Regions from separate parts of the Homo sapiens genome. Here region 2 is linked to region 1. A link is an interaction called in ENCODE POLR2A ChIA-PET data of the cell type or tissue named here. Cell type or tissue: PC-9. All regions are shown on one strand. Links, peaks and the distances in the headings refer to the core of each region. The heading gives the core; the rest is flanking DNA.

Region 1 (6,787 bases), core at 1,478-5,477:
CAGATGACCTAGGGGGGCTCTGACAGACCCTGGACCCAGGGCCTCACCTGCCACTCAACCAAAGAGTCCTCGAGCCGGCCCGCCAAGGGGACTGCTGCTTCTTTTTCTAAATGCATATTTTTCATTATTTATAATTTGTGTAAAAAACACACCTTCACCTTACAAGGTGCTGACCATATTAAATGTTCAGGTTCTCTCAGCCTGCCTCGTTCCTCAGTCTCAGGGGTGTTTCAGAGATGACTGCAGCTATGGCTGCTCCAGCTGGGGCTGGCCCTGGTATTCCCAGCATCCCCACATCCAGCTGCTGGCACAGACCCCCCAGACAGGACGCCCTCCACATGGACTCACCTGCCTCGGATAAGCCGCCAGGCACTGCCTCCCCACCTCAGATGTTCCCCACACTGCCCCCTCCTCACACCTCATGTGCCACACACACACACACACACACACACACACACACACACACACACACCCACTCCCCCCACCCCAGCTGCTGAGCCTGGACCGGACACCTGATTCCCTCCCCTTGTCAGCTCCTCCCCCAAGCCTTTTTGTGGGGAAACGAGAATATTTGTCAACCCACAGAATCATCATGAGTTTGCATTTTCCAGGGGGTTTCTGGAGGCACCCAGGCTTTGCCCCAGAAGGTGCTGGGAACCCCTAATGCTGGGGCGATGCCACTGGCAGGGCGAGGCTATGGGCGCAGCTCCTGGAGGGACCCTGCTCAGTCGCAGGGTCCCAGCGCACATGACAGTGGGAACCAGGCTGCCGGTGGAGTATGGAGCTCCAGGACATGACATCCCATTACCATGCAGCCCTGCTGCTTGGGTCATCACAGTGCCTGCCCCTTCAGGGAACTGAGGGCCAGGGGCAAGGAAAGCCAGTGCCTCAGAGCCCTCCCACCTGCCAGGCTGCCATGCGCCCACTGAGTGGGGTGGCCGGGGGACAGCCCTAGCTGCCCTCTCCCTCCTCCACCCTGAGCCATGGGGCCAGGGCCTGTGCTCCAGTCTCAGCCCCTTTGCCCACCTGTGAAATGGGATCCCTCCCTCGGGACTCCTCCTTGAGCCTGCGCTCTGTCACAGCACCCCCTCCCCCTCAGAAATCCTTTTAGGAATTTACCACCTTGCTACAGATGCCTTTAATGCCTGGGTAAAGGAGACACACTTAGTGAAGGTGACAGGTGTCTGGGTGAAGGGTGTAGACAGGTGTGACTTGCCCCTGGAGGGTGAAGGAGGGGTCTCCAGGGACAGTAACATTCTATGACTGCGTCAGCTGAAGGTAGGAAACCTCCGAGGCAGGCAGGGCACAGGCCAGTGTGTGGCCTGGGCAAGTCCTAGGTGGCCCCACCTGAGGCCGTGGAGGACACACGCACCTCCTCAGGGCTGCCTGACATGACCTGAGGCCCTGACTCCCCAGGCCGCTTGGGCAGGGTGTCATTCCTCAGTGAGGGGCTGCCTGGCCCGAGGACTGCTGACTCCCCTGTCCATCTGTGTGCACCCACCGCCCTCCCCCGAGGCCCATGTCAGCCAGGTCCTGAGCCCCACTGTCCTTGGACTGCCCTCCCAGCGCCCAGCTACCCCCAGCTCCATCCCTGACCAACTGGACTCAAGCCTGGGGCTGAGTCTGTGACATCCTCGACCACCAGCCAGGCCTACTCTTGCATCTGCCGCCTCCCGCCTGGTGGTTGCCCCACCCTTTGAGGCTGGAACCTGGAGGAGGGAGAATGATAAGCGCCCATGTCTGTGCCTCAGCCGCCCATCAGGCCCAGCTCTGCTAACCACCGGGCCAACCAGTTCCTGTGACCAGCAGTGAACTAGGTCCCCAGGGGAGGGGAAGGCACCCTTGGGCACGTGAGGCCCTCCTGGCTGCCCTGAGTCCCCGCTTCCACACTACACCCACAGATGGCCGTGTCCTGCGCCTCCACACCTGTGCTGCAGGTGTTCAGGCAAAAACCGTGCTGCTCCCTCGGCTTGGGACTCCTTACCAGCCCCTCTCATCAACTCATCCTTCAGGAATGCCACTTCCTCCAGGAAGCCCTCATGATACCCCAGTAAGAAGAGCAGTTTCCTCCAAGCTACCACACCTGAACATGGGATGCTGTTCTGACATCCAGAACTGTGCAGGAGCTGGTAGGAGATGCTGGGGTCGAGGGAACTCCCATTACCAAAGCTTTGGTGTGAGGGAGGGGTTGTGGGAGAGCTGGAGGTGAAATGCAGAGGGTTGTGAGGGAGAGTGAGTGAAGGAAAGAGGGGTAGTGAGGAAGGGGGTGTGGATGAGGGAGGGAGATGAAGGAAGGGGAATGAGGGGGTGTGTGAGGTAGGTGAGGAAGGAGATGAGGGAGGGGGTGAGGTAGGGGTGAGGGAGGGGGGTGAATGAGGGGTGAGGGAGGGGTGAGGGAGGGGTGAGGGAGAGGTGAGGGAGGGGTGAGGGGGGTGAAGGAGGTAGGTGAAAGGGTGTGAGGGAGAGGTGAGGGAAGGAGTTGGGGGGAGGGAGGGGTGAGAGAGGGAGTGAGGGAGAAGGTGAGGAGGGGTGAGAGAGGGTTAGGGAGAGGTAAGGGAGGGGTAAGGGAGGGGGTGAGGGAGGAGGTAAGGGAGGTGATGAGGGAGGAGTGAGGGAGGGGATGAGGGAGGAGTGAGGGAGGGGATAAGGGAGGGGTGAGAGAGGGGGTGAAGGAGGAGTGAGGGAGGGGTGAGGGAGGGGGTGAGGGAGGGTTGAGGGGGTGAGAGACGGGTGAAGGAGGGAGGGGGTGAGGGAGGGGTGGGGGTGAGAGACGGGTGAAGGAGGGAGGTGGAAGTGGGTGAGGGAGAGGTGAGGGAAGGAGTTGAGGGAGGAGAGAGAGAGTGAAGGAGAGGGTGAAGGAGAGTGAAGGAGGGCATGGGGGGGTGAGGGAGGGGTGAAGGAGGGAGGTGACGGGGTGAGGGAGAGGTGAGGGAAGGAATTGAGGGAGGAGGGAGGGAGGGAGGGGTGAGGGTGGGGGTGAGGAAGGGGTGAGGGAGGGGTGTTGGGGGACCTAGTATGGAACCCAGGAGTATATTTGTCACAGGTCAGCAAGGACACAGGGCACTTGAGCTCAGAGGCCGGAAGTATAGCTGGTCTTGCACAATCCACGGTACCGGTCTGGGAGAAATGACCCTGCTGACTACAAACACAGGCTGGGTTTTGGGGGTGCTGACGCAGCTTTGTTGTGCTGCTGCTTCCAGTTCTGCCGGCTCAGTGCCTTGTGACCGGGGCCGGTGGCTCCTCCATAGAGGGCTCACAGGGGTCCTGCCCACTCAGTGCCTCTCACACCTCTGCACAAACCCTGGGTCTCAGCAGCCACAGGGTTCTGGCCTTCCTTGGGTGAGCCTGGACACCCACCCTCATGCAGACAGGTTCAGAATCTGGGAGGGGGTCCAGCCTCTTGTGCGCCCTACTGTCCCCCACACCTGAGGGGCACTCGGGAGACAGAGTACTGGGGGCATGCTGTTGTCACCACGGCCTGCTGGGGTCATGTCACAGCTCAGAGCCTTGGTCCCCCCAGCTGTAACGTTAGCATGAGAATGGGGACTCTGGCAGTCGAGGAACACCCACCCTCCCGCAGCCTGGCTGGGCAAGTGCTGGATGGGGGTTGCAGTGGGACCCCAAATCTTGATCAGATCTGGGGAGGGGACCCTAGCACTACCTTGCAGGGGGGTGAGGGACCAGGGGTGGGTCTCCACAGACCCTACTGCAGCCACAGGTTTGGAGGGAGTGGGCTACACTGGCCTAAAACTGGCCTGAAGACAGCTGGTGGGAGAACCCGGCTGTTCACTGGCTGGAAGGACGAGGACGTGCTGGGCTGGGGGCCACAGAGGCTGCAGCTGGTGGGGCAGCTTCCTGCGGTCACAACAGGTCAACAGCACCTGGAGTTAGTGTTTCCTCTAAAGTAAAGTATTTGAGAGAAAGAGAAGAAAAATATGAAAGCATTCAGACCTCTAATTTATTATTATTATTTTTTGAGACGGAGTCTGGCTCTTGTCGCCCAGGCTGGAGTACAGTGGGGCGATCTTGGCTCATGCAAGCTCCGCCTCCCAGGTTCACGCCATTCTCCTGCCTCAGCCTCCCGAGTAGCTGGGACTACAGGCACCTGCCACCACGGCCAGCTAATTTTTTTTTTTTTTGTATTTTTAGTAAAGAAGGGGTTTCACTGTGTTAGCCAGGATGGTCTCGATCTCCTGACCTAGTGATCCGCGCGTCTCAGCCTCCCAAAATGGTGGGATTACAGGCATGAGCCACTGCACCCGGCCCCTTTTTTTTTTTGAGTCTTGCCCTGTCTCCCAGGCTGGAGTGCAGTGGTGCGATCTTGGCTCACTGCAACCTTCACCTCCCAGGTTCAAATGATTCTCCTGCCTCCGCTTCCTGAGTAGCTGGGATTACAGGCGCCCACCACCACACCCGGCTTATTTTTGTATTTTAATAGAGACAGGGGTTTCACCATGTTGGCGAGGCTGGTCTCGAACTCCTGACCTCGTGATCTGCCCACTTTGGCGTCCCAAAGTGCTGGGATTACAGGCATGAGCCACCGTGCCTGACCTTTTTTTTTTTTTTTTTGATACAGAAATCTCTCACTCTGTTGCCAAGGCTGCAGTGCAGTGGTGCGATCTCAGTTTGCTGCAACCTGCACCTCCCGGGTTCAAGCAATTCTCGTGCCTCAGCCTCCTGAGTAGCTGGGATTACAGGCATGTGCCACCGTGCCCAGCTAATTTTTTTGTAGTTTTAGTAGAGACAGGGTTTTGCCATGTTGTCCAGGCTGGTCATGAACTCCTGAGCTCAGGTGATCCACCTGTCTAGGCATCCCAAAGTGCTAGGATTACAGGCGTGAGCCACCATGCTGGGCCCAGTCCTATGATTGTTAAGAATAATGCAGTGCCAAAAAAAAAAAAAAAAAAAGAATAATGCAGTGAAGAAACAGGCACTCCACTCTGATTGAACACAGGTGGAAGAGGAGGCCCTAGGAAATGGAGGGGAGGGCTGGGCGTAGGGTGTGGCGTGGGTTCTGTCACAAATGGCCAATACACCCAGAATCAGGTGCTCCTCCCTGCCTGGCCGTACCAGGCCTGGGCCCAGCACCTTGAATGGAGGTCCAGTTGCCTCCCCACTCATCTGACATGAGCTGCCCTCATCCTTACTCTGCACATGGGAATGAATGGGCCAGGTCCTTCAAGGATGAACCAGATAGAAAGCACTGCCCTGGGAGAGGGAGCCTGTAGATCCAACAAGACTTAGAAGACACTTCCAGTGCTTTTAGGTGGGCAGGAATAAGCAGTGTCAAGGACACGCACAGGGCACCTAAGCCATGAAGAGACCTGAGCAAGGGATCCCTGTAAGGGAGTGAGGGGCCGAGACTGGGCTTCGGGCTGGCACAGCGGTACCTCTTCACCTTGGAACAACCCACTGAGATCTATGCCTGCCTTCACATCTATCTTCTATCCGTCATCTATCAAGCTATCCATATGTCATCTATTTCTCATCTATCAGTCAATCTTTTCATCTTTTACTCTTTTCCATCAAATACAACAGCTTCTATCAATCATCTCTATCTAATCATCCATCTGACCATCCAGCATCTATCATCTATTATCTATCTAATCTATCTAATCATCTAATCTATCTGACCATCCATCCATCATCCGTCCGTCCGTCTGTTCATCCATCCATCCATCCACCCACGTATCTACCATCTATCAATCTATCTAATAATCTCTCTGTTATAGGAAAGAGGTTAGGAAACCCTCCCATCACACTCTGCCCAGTTGGTCATCTCCAGCTCTATGCGACTGCCCCTACCTGCCCCCGCACCTCACTGCTTCCCCAACACCAGCCCAGCTCACAGGACTTGTGCAAAGGCTTCCTTGCCCTCAAACCTTCTTCCCAGACTTCTGCATGGCCCCTCGCCATCATCCCAGGTCACCTACTGACCTCCCTGCCCATTCCTCCTGAGCTCCCTGTGTGTCCCTCCATGTCCCCCCCCACCACCCAACTTCGTGGGTGCATCTTGTTCACTTTCCAGGTCCCCCGTGAGAACAGAGCTGAATCCACGGGCAGGACTGGCTGGAGTGGATACATCAGGTCCCAGGACCCCATAGGCGCTGTCAAACCTTCCCAGAAGGTAGCTTGGCTCTGAGCAGCTCCTGGGCCTGTTTTTTGTCTGTCCCTTGGCTGCTGTGACACATGCACAGGGCCTAGCACATACAGGCAAGTGAGTGGGTTCTGCCCCAGACATTTACTGAGCACCTACTATATGCTGGACAGTGCTGAGGACACAGGCTGCAGATAGGTGATGGCATCTGGTAGGAGAGCCAGGTCAGACAAAGGATCCTTAAGTAGGAGAAGCACAGACAGGGATGCGGGTGCCAAGCCATGCCCCCAGCTCCAGCAGAGCCCCTTGGCCCTCAGGAGACCCAGCAGGCAGAACACTCATTCTCGGAGTGCCTGCCCTGGACTTGGGCTGGACTCAGACTCCAGCTCCAGGGGAGAGTCCACCTGGCCGCACTGTCTCTGGCAACATGGACAGTGACTCCATCCCAAGGCACCAGAGCATAAATTGTAATGGGGCCAAGACAGTGATCAGGGAGGGGCGGCATCAGACTGGTCAGGACGGCCTCTGGAGTAACCTTAGAGCTAAGCCCCGGCCAGCCGACGGGGGCCTGGAAGGATGCTCTTCAGGGGGCAGCAGCACAGGCTGAGGACTGAGATGGGAACCCCAGAAGTCAGGGTCAGAGCTGGTGGAGTGGTTGGTGAATAAGCCTGGGAGTTGGTGGGCAGGGAG
Region 2 (10,556 bases), core at 3,346-7,345, 120 kb after region 1:
CATTTCTCCATCACCCTCCACCCCAAGATCTCTTGGCTCCCACTTCTACCCACCCCAGAGGTAACCATTATTCTGATGGCATCCCCCAGATATTAGTCTGCCTTTTCCAGGGTTTCACATGAAGATGGGGGTCCTACCAGACATATTCTTTTGTTTGGCTTCTTTTGTTCAGTCCTATGCTTTTGGCCTTCACCTGTGCTACTGAGAGGCAGGAGCATGCTCCTTTTTGCTGCTGAGCCATGGTCCCATTTGGATGGGTGCGGCATGGTTCATTCACCTGGCCCCAAATGTTTCGGTGGTTTCCAGGTGGGTCTATGATGAATTATGCTGCTTCCAATATCCAAGTCCATCTTTTATGGACTTATGTTTTCCTTCCTCCCAGATGGATCCCGGGAGGGGAGTGGCTGGACACAGAGCAGGTGTGAACCCTGCCAAGCCCTCCTCTGAGGGCTGCGCCACCTGAACTCCTGGTAGCAGTGTGCCAGGTGGGGCCCACTGTTCCCCAGCCTCCCAGCAGCTGGAAGTATCCACCTTTTTTTTTTTTTTTTGAGACAGAGTCTCACTCTTGCCCAGGCTGGAGTGCAGTGGCACAATCTCGGCTCACTGCAAGCTGCACCTCCTGGGTTCATGCCATTCTCCTACCTCAGCCTCCCGAGTAGCTGGGACTACAGGCGCCCGCCACCACGCCCAGCTAATTTTTTGTATTTTTAGTAGAGACGGGGTTTCACCATGTTAGCCAGGATGGTCTCGATCTCCTGAGTTCGTGATCCGCCCGCCTCGGCCTCCCAAAGTGCTGGGATTACAGGTGTGAGCCACCGCACCCGGCCGTATCCATCTTTTAATTTAGCCCTTCTGGTAGGTATGGGATGTATCTCAGTGTGGTCTTTGTTGGCATTTTCCCAGCGACTGATGATGCTCAGCCTCTTTCCGTGTGCTGTTGGCCATTTCTGTGTCTTTGGTGAAGTATCTGTTCATGTGTTTATTATTAAATTACAGGAGTTCTCTATACATTTTGGATCTGAGTCCTTTGTCAGATATATGTATTAAGAATAGTTTTTCCCAGTTTGTGACTTGACTTAAATAAATAACCATTTTTTTGGAGATGGGGTCCTGCTGTGTTACCCATGCTGGTCTTGAGCTTCTGGGCTCCAGCCATCCTCTGCCTCAGCCTCCCGAGTAGCTGGGACTACAGGTGTGAGCCACCGCACCTGGCTTAAAGAATCGTTTTTGATGAGTAGAACATGTTTCCATTTTATTGTCTGGATTAAACATTAACTTTTTTGTACTTAATGTTTCATTGGATTATGGAATATCTTATTTCTAAAACACTGAGCTGGTTAGGAAGGGCAGTCCCCATCCCTGTGATAATTTGCAAGAGCTCTTTCTCGAATGTTCCTTTCTAAATAGAAGCTTGATTTTACTTACTTGTGTCAACTTATTGAATCTTTATGGGAACATTAATTAGATTTTTTTGGGAGTTGCCGTTGGTCTCTGAATTATTTGTTTTCTGGGTTGGCCCCATCATGACAATGGCTTCTCTGGGTATTGCCTGGCCCTGTGGTGATAGTCACTGCACAGTCCCACACTGCAATGAAGGGGCCCATGAGGGTGTGTGCTGTGGGGAGGGGTCTGGCGGGTTGATGGAGGAAGAAGGGTCTCATGGGCGCGGCTGCATTTGGGATGTAATTTTTTTTACCAAGATGACCCTTGTCACGATCCTGCCGCCTGCTTCTCCTCTCTGCTTTGGAGTCTGGCTTGATGTTCTTTGGGCCTTTCCGGAAGGATCCAGGGGTCTTGGCTTGCATTTACTTTCACTCTGATCTCTCCCCTTATCTGTCCAGATTTACCTGCTTTCTGTCTGTTTAGAAGTCCCCGGAATTTTGCTCTTCTGTGTTTAGTTATGTTTCTGGTTTCCTTCGGAAAATACACGTTTCTTTTCTGACATTCCCATGGGAATTGGTGCAACAGAGGCAGGCATTGCTCTGTGGGCTCATTGGACCAAGATGAGGAGGTGATCCTGGGGGCAGGACCTCAGGTGGAGGTGAGAAGGGCGTGGCACGTGTGCAGCAGGAGAGGCCTTGGCTGGGCCTTTGGACATGGCTGTCACCTCGTGAGGGGAAGTTGGAAGCACATGGAGCCTTCGGGGCCATGCAGGCTCCCTGGATTTATTCTGAGCCCTCTGTGGAGAGAATCTATTGAAGTATTTGGGGGAAGGGAAGGGCCAGGATCCAGGGGGACTATAGTGAGGGATGAGGTGGGAGAGAGCGTGGCGAGGGATGGGTGAGCTCAGACAGGGTGGTGGGAGTCAGAGGGGAGAGGTGGAGATTGGGCAGGCGGCGGGAGGGTGGCCAGTGCTGAGTGGTGTTTGAATGTGGTGCCTGGGGTTGGTGGTTCCCTTGTGGGATGGTGGGCAGAGCGGGCATGTGGTGCATGCACCTGACCAGGGTTCCCGGGTGATGATGGTGGCGTTTGTTTGCTGTTTTCTATTTAAACTTAGGTCAGTGATTGGTTCTGCTGGCTTGTGCAGACACAGTGGCCCAAGGGTCTGGGGAGGTGTCTGCTGTGTCCTCCTGCACAGGAGGGCCTGGGCTGCCCTCTGGGCTGCTGACTGGTCAGTTTGGCTCTGCTAGGGCTTTTCTCTTCCCTCCATTCTCAGCTCTTATCTCAGTCACCTGTCCACGTCTCCTCTGTTCTAATCCACTGGGCCCTGAGTACTTCTTCTGAGTTGTGTATACGTTAGAAGTAAACTGATGATCCATTCTTTTCACAAACACACAGAAAGTGAGTGATTGTGGAGGAGGCAAAGGCCTCAGAGGTGTATTTTTGGAAAAAGTGCTCAAGTGTGGCCGTGTGGATTTGCGAGACCTCTTCGGCTTCCTAGGATGTCTTTTTGCTGAGGTCCCTTTTTGGGGGCTGTGTCCAGGGTTGTGGGGACTAAGGAGTCAGCAGTTGTGGTGCCAGTGTCTGCATGCCCTTCTATCATAGCCGCTTAGCTGCCTGTGGGTATGGGAAGGGCTGGTCCTACTGTGTGGCGCTGCTGGGATGTGACGCCACCGTGTCCCCTTCTGTGTCCCATCTCTTGCCCACTTAGCATGTCTCTTGCCCTGTAGGACCGGAAGCTCACCAAGCTGGAGCGGCAGCGGTTCAAGGAAGAGGCTGAGATGCTGAAAGGCCTGCAGCACCCCAACATCGTGCGCTTCTACGACTTCTGGGAGTCCAGCGCCAAGGGCAAGCGGTGCATTGTGCTGGTGACGGAGCTGATGACCTCAGGGACGCTGAAGACGTAAGCTCCGCTTCCTGAGGGCTGGGGCGGGTCCTGGCATGGGTGCAGGGCTACCATAGCTGAGGGTGAGGTCTTGGGCTGCTGGGGTGGTCCTGGCTGGTGCCTGTGGGAGGCTGTCTCCTCTTTCCTCTCCTGCATGGGATGCCAGGAGGTGGTTTACTTCCCAGGGAGATGGTTGATCTGTCTATGGTGTCTGGGACTTGTTTCTGGCTGGGGTTCTGTTTCTGCCTGGGAGCCAGCCCGGCACATACTCAGGCTCAGGACGCAGGCTGGGCGGGGTGCACAGTGGGGACTGTGGGATTCTGAGGATGTGGAGGTGGTTAGTGAGGGCTGGGGAGTGGGGAGTGGGGTGGCCACGGCAGCCTGTTGCTGCTCACTAAGGTCCCAGTCTGTACTGTGGGGATGAGGTGCTGCCTGGTGCTGTATCCTGGGTCCATCTGAACCACTGGACCCTGCAGCCTTGGGCAGGGCCTCAGTGCCCCTCAGCCGGGCAGTTTCCGTCATAGGTGGATGCGCTGCAAGAGGAGAGCCCTTTTCTTAGCTTCACCCACCCACCTCCTCCCAGGGCACAGCTCAGGGCAGGCCACACAGGTGGCCAGTGGCAGAGAGAGCCCCAGCTGGCCCCTGTGGTTCTCACAGGCCCTGGCCTTTCGTAACCCTCACCCCCTCACCTGAGCATCTGCTGGCTGGTACTCCGTCCTGCCTTGGGCAACTTACAAGTCAGCCTGGCACCATCTCCCAGTGAGGTCAAGATGGAGCTTAGTATGAGCTTTAGTAGCCAGGTCCTTGGCATGAGGGGAGCAAGAGGGTTGTGAGCCCACCCAGCTGGCTGCTCAGGGGCCTGGCTCCAGGGCGGAACTGTCCGGCCCTCCCGTCTCACCTTCACTACCTGTCACGGGTATGTGCCGTGTGCACGGGAATGGACTTTGTACCAGGCCTAAGCAGTGTTAGGTGGGGGCTTTGCTAGGGGGCCGCTGCCGGCGAGCTGCTTGGTGAGCTGTGCCCGTGAACCCCTGCAGATACCTGAAGCGGTTCAAGGTGATGAAGCCCAAGGTTCTCCGCAGCTGGTGCCGGCAGATCCTGAAGGGCCTGCTGTTCCTGCACACAAGGACGCCACCCATCATCCACCGAGACCTGAAATGTGACAATATTTTCATCACCGGACCAACTGGGTCTGTGAAGATTGGCGACTTGGGCCTGGCCACTCTGAAAAGAGCGTCATTTGCCAAAAGTGTGATAGGTAAACCTGCTTCTCCTCCCCAGGCCCTTGGAGCCCATGAGAAGCTGGGCAGCAGTGAGTGCTGGCGAGCATCCAGTTTTGTTCAGACCTGGTGCAGGAGACCCAGTGGGAGGAGCGTCTGGGCACGGGAGCCTCGGGCCAGGGTGTCTGGGCTACCCCACCAAGCCTTTTGTAGCTCAGCTGGAGGGCCTGCCCACTCGTTGGATTCCCAGACCACTTGGGCTGGGATAGCTGACTTGGCTGCCTCCCTCCCCTGCTGCCCCTGCCTTGTCCGACTCTGGCCCCAGATGGTCTTTGTGTTTCCCTCCGTGGCTGTGGCTTGGGTGCCAGCTCTGATTGTCTAGCAGGGGAGGTGGGCTGGGTGCCGATGCTCGTGGTGTGTGTGGGCACTGTGGGCACTCGGGAGAGGGAAGCTGCCCTGACCACAGAGGAACTTGGGAGGTTTGTGGCCAGTGACGCTGGAGCTCCCAGTGTCACCCGGGCTGTGAGGCCCAAGGAAGTGAGAACTTGGAGTATCTGGGGAATCCACATACCTGCGGGGCGGGGCACAGAGCAGGCGTTGTGCACAGGATAGGAGCAGGGCGCCAAGGAATTAATTCAGCTTCTTGGGCATTTCAGGCCTCAGTACAGACGCCCTCCTGTGAGAAGCCTTCCCAGCCTTCTTTTGGGGCGAGATGCCGTCGCCCCTAGGGGCAGCTGGCCCGGAGCTTCTTTGCAGAGACCAGGGGTCTGCGTTGTGCCATGTACCTGGCCCCAGGTGTGCTCCTGGCACAGTGGGTGTGAAGTGTCCACTGGTCCTGGGTGGGGGCCTCCACGGACTTTGAAAAGAATGCCTGGGTGGCTGTGGAGCAGCTGTTTCTGGGGCCAGGATGATGGGAAAGCTGCAACATGTGCAGGGCAAGCAGCGTGGGTCGGGGCTCAGGAAGCCCAGATGGCACCCAATCGGATCAGATTGGGAGAGGCTCCCCCATGTTAATGAAGACCCAGCATGCCCCCAATGTGAGGGCAGGACAGTGAGCAGTCGATCTTGGGGCTTTGTGAATTCTTAGTTCTGCTGCATGTTTGGGGACAGAACTTGGCAGGTGTGGGGAAAATGAGACTCCAGAGCTGCTTTGGTTTGGGAAGTCTGTTCAGAATGTGACATCTGGGGCAAGGTGGCTGCCCGGGGGTGGCCCTGTGTACACAAAGCCTCTGGCATTCTGGGGGAGCTGAGTGGTGGAGCGTAGGGGCTGACCCAGGGTTCAGTTTCCCCATCTGTGAAATGGGTATATAGGTGAGGGTCTCCACTCCCTCCTGGAGGGGCTGAGAGCAGGGGCCCAGGACCGTGGAGAGCCCATGCCCAGGGCTTTGAGCTCTGTGCACTTTCTGGGCAGATTTTGCAAATTTGGCTTCAGAAGTGGTAGGAACCCAGGTCTCAAACCCCGGGCGCAGTCAGGTGGCAGGAGGGAGGCTTGTGATCTCCTACTCAGGAGTGAACACTCCTGGAGGAAGAAGCACAGCCCACTGTGAAGCGGCAGCCCCGGCAGAGCCCCTCGTCTTCCTCTGGCTGGGCGGCTCTTTGCCCTCTTGGAAACGAAGTTTCGAGTTGCTGGATCAGGTTGAGATGAAGGCCAGGTGTTTCCAGCAGGCACAGTGGGGAGACCTTGTGACCCGCATGGTTGCCCAGCTCTGTGGGCTGTCCCTCGTCAACCCAGCTTTTGCTCAGCTGGAGTCCAGGAAGCTTTGGTTAGAGAGGCCACAACCAGGAGTGTCCTCAGCTGCTCAGTCTCCTAGAGAATGAGGCTGAAGCAGGAGAATTGCTTAAGCTCAGGGGTTCGAGGCTAGTCTAGGCAATGTAGTGAGATCCCTGTCTCTACAAAAAAAAAAAAAAAAAAAAAGGCGGGGGAAGGAAGGAAAGAGAGAGAAATAAAGAAAGAAAGAAAAGAAAGAGAAAGAAAAAGAAATTGGCCCGGCATGGTGAACACCTGTAGTCCCAGCTACTTGGGAGGCTGAGGTGGGAGGATTGCTTGAGACTGGGAGGTCGAGGTTGCAGTGAGCTGTGTTCATGCCACTGCACTCGAGCCTGGGCGACAGGGCACGATCCAGTCTCAAAAAAAAAAAAAAAAAAAATTGCTAGTGCAGCAAATTTTCAGTATAATCATGTGGTTAAAAAACCCAAAAGAATAAAAGTTCCCGGCGTCAGGCCCCTCCACTCAGCTCCTGTTGTTTCTCATGGGTTCTTCCAGAGTTCTGTGTGCCTAAGACTGAAATCTAAACCATATTCTTGTCCCAATTTTTATCCAAAATGTTAACTTTAAAAAAGAGTGGCCAGGCACAGTGACTCACACCTCTAATCCCAGTACTTTGGGAGGCTGAGGCGGGCGGATCATTTGAGGTCAGAAGTTCGAGAACAGCCTGACCAACATGGTGAAATCCTGTCTCTACCAAAAATACAAATAAATTAGCCAGGCATGGCGGCAGACGCCTGTAGTCCCAGCTACTTGGGAGGCTGAAGCAGGAGAATTGCTTGAACCTGGGTGGGAGATGGAGGTTGCAGTGAGCCAAGATTGCACCATTGCACTCCAGCCTGGGGGACAGAGTGAGATTCCGTCTCAAAAAAAAAAAAAAAAAAAAGTAACACATTTTAAATTGAAATGACGGGTAAACAAAACGTGCTTTTAAAATGCACTAATTAGTTAGCTTGAGCTTTTAAAAAGAAACTAGAAATTTTGAAGACCTTCCAAAGTCAACAAACATCCAGACGTTAAAAGCAGCTGTACTGAAGTCTCTAGTCCCTTTCTTTGCATTCAGCGCGACAGACATGCAACCGGACTTATTTTATTAAAAAGGCCTTTACAGTTGCTGTATTATGAAAGCTAAAGCTTATTATAGAGAATAGAGAAACCCCAGACCAATATAAGTAAAATAAAAATCAGCCCTCGCCCCCTGCAGACATCATCTTGCCCTGGGGGTTTGGTTTTGCATAGGTGAGGCCAGCCAGCACGTCTAGCCTCATGCTCATTTTGCTCAGCCTATCATAACTTTGCCATGTCCTTAAAAATTCAGTGAAGACACTGTTTTTGCATCTCTTGTGTTTAGGAGCCACATACAGTTCCCATCTTAGCAACTCTGTGGTTCTGTCAGGTGGGTACCATTTTCTACCCCACCCTCATTCAGGGACACTGTCTTCAGTGATGCTGACTGTTGTACATGCTGCGTGACACTTGTAGGGGTGGGCTGAGTGTACCCAGCCTTTCCCCACTTTGGGACATTTAGGGGTTTTGTGGCTTTAGGTAGCTCCGTAGCAACCCAAGTTCTTTCTGCTCCAGGGTTTCTGAACGTGGCTGCGGCCGAGCCTGTGGCAGGATCATAGTGTCCACAGGCGAGGGCGTACTCAGGGTTTTGCCTCCTTCCAGGCTCGGACCCCGTCCCCTGGGAAGTCATAGTCTCCCAGCTTATGAGCAGGGGATGGCTCTGTCACCTGATTTCTAACCCTGGACTCCTGTGGTTCCAGGTGGAACTTTTGGAACCCTGTCTGTAAAGCACACCTGTGTCCCAAGTGAGGGGCAGGGCTGGCCCTGGGGTCCAGGTGTTCTGAGTGTGCCATGGGATGTGGAGGGGACATGGGGTTCTGGGCAGCCAAAGCTCCCGGGACACTGGCTCCAGCTCTTCCTGGGCCCGTGGCCAGCTGACAGCTGCGTCTGTTGCTTCCGGGCACAGGTACTCCCGAGTTCATGGCGCCCGAGATGTACGAGGAGCACTACGATGAGTCCGTGGACGTCTATGCCTTTGGGATGTGCATGCTGGAGATGGCCACCTCGGAGTACCCCTACTCGGAGTGCCAGAATGCGGCCCAGATCTACCGCAAGGTCACCTGTGTGAGTCCACCTGGCCCCTTGGTTAATTAATAAGGACACAGAGGCCTTGGGCCGTACCCTGGGCTGGGCTCCATGTGGCTCTGTAAAGCCATCCTGGCAGCTGTGTAAGGAGCTTGGCCATTTTGCAGAGGGGGAAACTGAGGAGATTGGCCATTTTACAGAGGGGGAAACTGAGGCTTAGTAGCGGGGTGGTTACTCAAGGTCTCCTACCTGAAGGGATGGTGGTGCATGGGGTGCTGTGGGCAGTGCTTACCCATGGAGGCTGTCGCTCTCACAGCAGGGATGGTGGGGAGACTGAGGCTCAGAGAGGCTGGAGCTTCACCATAGCCCCCTGCCTGGAGGCGTGCCTAGGCCACCCATCCCCAGTGCTCACACTCTGGGCCGCCCATGGCTGCCTGCTTTCCTATCTTCTTCATTTTGAAACAATGGTTTGATTTCTTTTTCAGCTAAACCAGTCACTCCTACACCAAGTGTGTCTCTAGGCAGTCGTCAGCGCCAGGCAGCTGGGAACGTTAATCCCTGTTTTGCTGTCGCTGTGATTTTTTTCTTTAATCGGACGGCTTCAGCTGCATAAACAGATCTGTCTTGTCCTCCCTCTGTGGTGGCCCCACTGGGTGGAGGGAATGCAAACAGAACATCTGGAAATGGAATGGCCAGGCCAAGGCTTTCTGTGCCTGTTTTCTGCACCACCCGTCTTGTTGTGAAGCCCAGGGGCCTGCAGAGCTGTCCCTGACATGCGGCGTCTGCACTGAGGGCCCAGGCTGCCCTGATCCCTGCAGTCCCTGCTGTCTCCACATGCCACCTGACTGGGTGGGGCCGCGCTGCCCCTCAGTGCTGCTCTGCGGGGCCATGGCTGCTTCTGCAGGTGCACCAGGGGCTGTGGTCCTCAGCAGCTGCACAGCCTCACTCTGACCCATCCCTCCATCCCGAGCCCTCCTTGCAGATTACCTGCATTTCTGTCCCTTGGTTGTTGTAAATCATCGGTCACTTGGTTGTTCTGAGCCCCTCCTGTGTGCCCCTGAGGAAGTGGGAGGGCAGACAGAGTCCTTGACTCACCTGTGGGCCTGGGTCAGAAACTTCACAGACAGGTGCACAGTTTTCCGTGGGTACTGGAAGGAGTGTCAGGACCTGCTGGCTGTGTGCAGCGGCCCTCCAGGGAGGCAGGGATGGTCTGCAGCAGGAGGAAGTGGGGCGCTCCAGAGATTAAGAGCTCCATTTGCCAGGCCTTGGGGTGCTGGTGTGGGATGGGAGGGCCCCTGGGTTCACTGTGGAGGGTGGATGGTGGTCTGTCCTGAAGCTGTCCCAGGGGCTGGTGGTGCTCCTCGACCCTGGGGGTGTACACTACTGGGCAGAGCCCTTAGGTTCTTCACTCCTGTGTCTGCCCCAGGCTGGGGGCTCCAGCACCCAGGGCAGGTGGGCGTGCCCCCACCCTCCTCCCTGACCTTGGGAAAATTTATGCTTTATGTTCTCTATATTAAGAGTCAGGTGAAGCTTTTGAAGGCTAAATCGTGTTGAAGGAGAAAGAACGTGATAGTTGGTACCCTCATTGTGTTTAAAATTTTTTAAAATTAGTTGCTCATACACCGTCTTACTCCACTTCCAACACAAAACAACCTAGCAGATTGCAAGCAGCACCTGGCCCCGCCCTGCTGCTTCTGAGTCCGGTTGCAGGGCTTGCCCTCTGCTCCCTTCATGCACAGCCATCAGCTGGGTGAGGAGCCACTGTCCCTCAGGCTGCCACCCGCACCCCCCCGCAACAAAGCCGCATGGCCTGGCCCTTGGCCAGCAGCAGTGACCACAAATAGTGCTCCTGCACCCTCAAGGAGGAGGTGTGGGGAGGAAGCCCAGGTGTGGTTAGAAAGGCCCGGCTCTGTAGGAGGCATCCCATCCACCGCATCATGGCGCTGCCTCTACTAGCCTCCTGGAACAGGGGCCCTCGTGGCCCTACTTGGGAGGCTCGGTGAAGCTCTGATCAACACCTTTCCAGAGACTGACTGCTGCATTTGAGGTGTTAACCCCAGTATCAAATTCTGCAGCTGAGGTGGAGGTGTGCAGTGTGTTGTGGCCGGGGTGATGGTGGCTTTGACAGAAGTAGGGTGACCCAAGAAGGTTCTGAATGGTAGGAGACCAGGCTCCTGGCTTCAAGCAGTGGGGAGGGGAGATTTGGAAGGGAATT

What was found. ChIA-PET counts read pairs that join two places held together with the same protein. Peaks named below come from ENCODE experiments on the same cell type or tissue, not always from the same donor. Only the 100,000 strongest peaks of a DNase experiment are listed, where the experiment ranks them.
Region 2: POLR2A ChIA-PET joins it to region 1 with 13 read pairs; 2 of 35 experiments call an interaction of 5 or more read pairs at or near these places.

What each region holds. Positions count from the first base shown.
Region 1 is chr9:93,113,085-93,119,871 of GRCh38, forward strand. It overlaps CARD19 (caspase recruitment domain family member 19), which reads left to right. Exons shown (of 6, transcript NM_032310.5): 6 at 1-199. The coding sequence ends at 23. Among named protein-coding and RNA genes, the nearest start is that of NINJ1, 18 kb to the right of the region's middle. RefSeq lists enhancers at 317-1,265, 1,266-2,213, 6,299-6,787. In PC-9, for the core only: no CTCF peak of the experiment used is centred there; DNase peaks (open chromatin) are centred at 1,817 and 3,107; H3K4me3 peaks cover 1,321 bases; H3K27ac peaks cover 3,338 bases.
Region 2 is chr9:93,226,586-93,237,141 of GRCh38, forward strand. It overlaps WNK2 (WNK lysine deficient protein kinase 2), which reads left to right. Exons shown (of 30, transcript NM_006648.4): 3 at 3,111-3,283; 4 at 4,303-4,523; 5 at 8,223-8,380. Among named protein-coding and RNA genes, the nearest start is that of WNK2, 48 kb to the left of the region's middle. In PC-9, for the core only: no CTCF peak of the experiment used is centred there; a DNase peak (open chromatin) is centred at 5,056.